Linked DNA regions of Homo sapiens: region 1 is linked to region 2. The links are chromatin loops, found by intact Hi-C in ENCODE. Cell type or tissue: HepG2. All regions are shown on one strand. Links, peaks and the distances in the headings refer to the core of each region. The heading gives the core; the rest is flanking DNA.

Evidence for each region. Peaks named below come from ENCODE experiments on the same cell type or tissue, not always from the same donor. Only the 100,000 strongest peaks of a DNase experiment are listed, where the experiment ranks them.
Region 1: a loop joins it to region 2, with 12 times the contacts of the local background. A loop is called at or near these places in 4 of 110 quality-filtered maps.

The regions. Positions count from the first base shown.
Region 1 is chr17:15,871,085-15,873,978 of GRCh38, forward strand. It overlaps a transcript of ADORA2B not described here. Among named protein-coding and RNA genes, the nearest start is that of LINC02087, 55 kb to the left of the region's middle. In HepG2, for the core only: no CTCF peak of the experiment used is centred there; no DNase peak of the experiment used is centred there.
Region 2 is chr17:15,919,713-15,922,638 of GRCh38, forward strand. It overlaps a transcript of ADORA2B not described here. Among named protein-coding and RNA genes, the nearest start is that of ADORA2B, 24 kb to the right of the region's middle. In HepG2, for the core only: no CTCF peak of the experiment used is centred there; a DNase peak (open chromatin) is centred at 1,259.

The sequences.
Region 1 (2,894 bases), core at 395-2,894, 48 kb before region 2:
TCTAGTTGGTTTTCTGTCATGAGCCAGTGTGCTTTGGGGCACCCGCTCCCACTCTTAGTGGTGTGTGCACTCCCAGAGGTATGAAACTATGAGGAATAAAAATGGCTTTCTGAACAAAAATATCAAACAGTGTAGAGACCTGTCAGATTGTTCGCACAGCAGATGGGGAGGGACGCGTTCTCCCACTTTAATGTACACAAACACCAGAGAAGTAGCCCCAACAAGTCTAAGCTGGGCCCATCAGCCTCTTCCTCGGGAATTTTGGAAATAAAACTGAGTAAGATCACCTTAAAATACAAAGCCCAGATGCTATTGGCAGGCATGTTTTTGCCTCTGTGCAGAAAATAGTTAACCCAGGAGGCCTGGGATGGCTCTCCTTAGCAAGGCTGCTTGCAAGGCTGGCCCTTGGCTGGAGTCTGAGAACTAGGATTACAGGAGGGTTCACACCATTCCCAGAACTGATGAGAGGGGCTCACGGTTCTGAAACTGTTTGTGCAAACACGTGGTTTGTGCTGAACAGCGGCTTATCTGTGAGGAGTCTGGAATGTGGTATATGCTGGGCAGAAGGGGCCCATGTGACCAGCCCCTGATAAAAACGCTGGATGCAGAGTCCCTAATGAGCTTCCCTCATTAATTAATTAATTAATTCCTTGGGGGAATTAAACGTGCCCGTGACTGCTGGAGAGGACTCTTGGAAGCTCATGCCTCTGGACTTAACGCCCTGCGCCTTTTCCCTTTGCGTATATGGCTTTGTGTCCTTTCACTGTAATAAATTTGTGCATAGCTGTGGCCATGACTTCATGCTGCGTCCTGTAGGTCCTCCCTCTGATCATTGAACATGGGCTTTTTATTGAGCCTTAAAAAGGAGTAAGGCACTGACACAGGCTGCAGTATGAATGTTCGCTGAAGACGTGATGCCAGGTGAAAGAGCTGGGTGCAAAGGCTACATCTTGTTCGAGTCCATTTATAAGAAAAATCCAGAATAGGCAAATCCACAGAAACAGAAAGCAGATGAGTGTTTGCCAGGGGCTGAGGGGAGAGGGGAATAGAGAGTGGGGTGGCTGCTTAGTGGGTACAGTTTTCTATTGTGTGATGAAAATGTTCTGGACTAGTGATGGTCGCACAACATTGGGAATGTACTAAAAGCCACTGAACTATACACTTTAAACTGGTTTAAATATACAGTTTGGTTCCATTGGTCTTTTATACCAGTACCATGCCGTTTTGGTAACTAGTATAATTTGAAGTCCAGTAATATGATGCCTCCAGATTTGTTCTTTTTGGTTAGGATCGCTTTGGCTATTCAGGCTCTTTTTTGGTTCCATATGAATTTTGGGATTGTTTTTTCTAATTCTGTGAAAAATGATGGTATTTGGATGGGAATTTCATTCAGCAGATTGTAGATTGCTTTGGGCAGTATGATCATTTTCACAATGTTGATTCTATGAGCATGGGATGTGTTTCCATTTGTTTGTGTCATCTATAATTTCAGCAGTGTTTTGTGGTTCTTCTTGTACAGATCTTTCACCTCCTTGGTTAAGTATATTCCTAGGTTTTTGTTTTTGTTTTTGTTTTGCAGCTGCTGTAAAAGGGATTGAGTTCTTGATTGATTCTCAGCTTCGTCGTTGTTGGTGTATAGCAGTGCTACTTCTTTGTGTACATTGATTTTGTAACCTGAGACTTGACTGTATTTGTTTATGAAATCTAAGAGTCTCATGGAAGAGTCTTTAGGATTTTCTAGGTATATGATCATATCATCTGCAAATAGAGATAGTATGACTTCCTCTTTTCCAATCCGGATACCCTTTATTTATTTCTCTTGCCTAATTGCTCTGGCTAGGAGTTTCAGAACTGTTGAATAGGATTGGTGAAAGTGGGCATCATTGTCTTGTTCCTGTTCTCATGGGGAATGTGTTCAACTTTTCCCCATTCAGTATTACGCTGGTTGTGGGTTTGTCATATATCCACATATATATTATTTTGAGGCAAGTTCTTTTATGCCTAGTTGTTAAGAGCTTTTATCATAAAGAGATGCTGAACTTTGTTGAATGCTCTTTCCGCATCTATTGAGATGATCATATGGTTTTTGTTTTTAATTCTGTTTATGCGATGTCACATTTATTGATTTATGTATCTATCAACTTATACAAAAAATCAACTCAAGATGTATCAAAGACTTAAATATAAGACTTGAAACCATAAAAATTTCAGAAGACAATTTGGAAAACTCTTCTAGACTTCAGCCTAGGCGAAGAATCCATGACTAAGACCCCAAAAGCAAATGCAACAAAAACAAAAATAAGTAAATGGGACCTAATTAAACTAAAAAGCTCTTTACAGCAAAAGAAATAATAATCAGAGTAAACAGACAACCCACAGAATGGGAGAAAATATTTGCAAACTACAGTCCAACAAAGGACTAGTATCCAGAATCTACAAGGAACTCAAACAAATCAGCAAGTAAAAAACAAGTAATCCTATCAGAAAGTGGGCAAAGGATATGAATAGACATTTCTCAAAAGAAGATATACAAATGGCCAAGAAACATGTGAAAAAAATACTCAACATCGCTAATCATTAGGGAAATGCAAAATAAAACCACAATGAGAGACCACGTTACTCCTGCAAGAATGGCCATTATTAAAAAGTCAAGAAACAATAAATGTTGGCGTGGATGTGGGGAAAAGGGAACGCTTATACACTACTGGTGGTAATGTAAATTAATACAACCTCTTTGGAAAATAGTATGGCTATTCCTTAAAGAACTAGAAATAGATCTACCGTTTAATTCAACAATCCTACTACTGGGTATCTACCCAAAGGAAAAGAAGTCATTATATGGAAAAGACACACATGCATGTTTATAGCAGCACATTCACAGTTGCAAAGATGTG
Region 2 (2,926 bases), core at 167-2,666:
TGGATGTGCCCAGTGGGTGGGAAGGGAAGGGAAGGGAGGCCAGGTGGGATGCCAGGTGGGGGCAGAGGAGGCTCCAGTGGCCAGCTGGGTGTACAGGATGGAAAAGACCCACTTTCTCCAGCCACTTTTTATAAAAAATAAAAATAATTTTTTTAAAGAAAACCTTTGTTCATGAAGAAATTGGGTGAATGTGTCTAGACAAGATTGATTGTAATACAGACCCAAAGACAGTTTCAATTAGCGTCAGCGTGAAATCCTGTAAGCCAGAGTTTTAAACCTTTTCCCTAGACCAAAGTACCCCAGTGGCCCCCAGGGGGTCTCAGAACACAGTTTGAAGCTGTGTACTACAGTAATTTTTTTTTGAAATCTTTTATTTTGAAGCCTTATAAATGCTTCAGAGTTTTCAGAAACTCAAATACTGAATGTTCTCATTATAAATGGGAGCTAAATAATATGTACACATGGACATGCAGAGTGGAATAATAGACACGGGAGACACAGAAGGGTGCGAAGGCGGAAGGGAGAGTGAGGCATGAGAAGTTACTTAATGGGTGCAATGTACACTATTCAGGTGATGGCTATACCAAAAGCCCAGACTTCACCACTGTTCAGTATACCCATGGAACAAAACTGCAGTCGTATCCCCTAAATTTATACAAAATAAATAAAAGTTTCTGTTCCCCTTATGACATAGCAATGATTGTTTCATATAAAAGTGACTACTTTCAGGCCAGCCACAGTGGCTCACGCCTGTAATCCCAGCACTTTGGGAGGCTGAGGCGGGTAGATCACAAGGTCAAGAGATTGAGACCATCCTGGCCAACATGGTGAAACCCCGTCTCTACTAAAAATACAAAAATTAGCTGGGTGTGGTGGCACGTGCCATTAGTCCCAGCTATTCAGGAGGCTGAGGCAGGAGAATCACTTGAATCTGGGAGGTGGAGGTTGCAGTGAGCCAAGATCGTGCCACTGCACTCCAGCCTGGTGATAGAGGGAGACTCCGTCTCAAAAAAAAAAAAAAAAAAATGTTGACTTTCCCCACCACAAATTTTCACATAAAAATGACACGCCAGAAAGGTGCATCACAGCACCGCGCAGGTATTTGTGACAGGCCTCATCCCTTGGAGGCTGCGAGCCCAGCTGGAGAAGCACAGCAGGGGGCCAACGGGATGACTCACAGATTGCACAACTGTAGGCATCTGGGAGCTCCCTGCTGATGGTCTTCTCAGACTTTCAACAGGTCTTCTATAAAAATTCTCTCGCTCTGGAATTGTTTGTATATGGCAATGTGGGAAACCAATGTTTGAGTCCAAGAACATGTGCCAGGCTTCCGGCCTTCCGATCATTCCAGGATGAGTCAGTGAGCCAGTGGGGCACCCGTGTGAGTTTTATCATCCATCTCCCCAGGCCATGGAGGATTTCTCCCCTGCTTCAGACAGTCATAGACAATGGAAACCTGTTTCCAGAAAGCAGACAAGCTGAGCCTGGGGATTTGGCAAATCTCAATCAGAACTGGCTCCAAGCATCTTCTAGGTCTCACTTACAATTTAAAGCAACAGGCGGCTTTTACTCAACTGGAAGGTCTCAGCCTGTTCTTCTGCAGCAGCAGTGATGCTATGAGATCTCTGCTGCTAACAAAGCACCACTGCAAATGGCTTCTGGAGATATTATCCCTCTTGATGGTTGCTGTCATTATCTCCTTTGAAAGTGAAATTTACCTGACACAAAATCAGAAACTAGAAGATCCATTTTCTGTAATCGTGTAAATGTTGTTTTAAAGTGACAGTTGATGCTAAAATACATGTTCAGTACAGAAAATACCAAAGGCGCAAAGAAAATAAAAATGTCCTATCATCACACCAAAAATGGGTAATGAAAATTAACATATTTTTTGGTAGTTTTATCAGCACACGTCAGTATCAGTTAGAATTAGGTTAAGTGGCAAGGGATAGAGTCCTGAAAAACAGTGCTTTAAGGTAAGAAACTTCCTCCCTTCTCATTAAAAAAAGAAGTCCAGAGGTAAAACTTCCAAAGCTAGCATGCTGAATTCACAAAATTATTAGGGATCCAGGCACCTTTTAGCTCTCACATCCTTAAGGGAGTGGCATTTATCCTCATAAATGAAAATGGCTGCCAGAGTTCCAGTCATCACAACTATATCCCAGGAGACAGAATAAAGTTTATGTCTTCCTAGAAGACTCATGTGACACTTTCTGTTATATTTCATTAGTCCCATGGCTACACCTAGCTTCAAGGAAGGGTGGGAAATCTAGTCTGGGGTTCTGTTACAAAAAGGAAGGATGACTTGTGTAGGGAATTAGAAGTCTGTGACAGTTTATATACTTTTTCATCTTAAAGTTTAACTCTGAATAGATTCAAACATTTATTTTTACTTGACTCAAAAAATTATGAAAAAATATACAGTGAAAGACCGTGCCACTCAGTCTTCCCTTCCCTTCCCAGATGCGTACACACTGGTAACTACTGTTATCAGTATTTTGTGTACCCTTCCAGAGTTTCTTAGGCACATACAGGCAAATGTGAGTAGCATCATATCCTCTTATTTTTAACCCCAAAGTTAGCATGCTATGCATTTTATTCTGCACCTGGCTTTTTGTTTTTGTTTGGGTTTTTTTCTTTTCACTTAGGCAAATGTCTCCAAGACACATTGCTATCAATACATAGAAAGCATCCACATTCTTTTTTTCTGCTGCATGGTATTCTATTATATGGGTGTAGCATCAATTATCTAGTCCCCTATGATTAGGGTAGCCATAAAACCAACCATCCAGATTGGGACATTTTCAAGAGTGAACAGGGCTGTATTATTAATTATACTGGGGCAAAGGTGTAAACCAGGGCTGTCCCAAGCAAACTGGGATGTAGGGTCACCCCATAGATGATGAACATAGGGACTGTTTCCAGT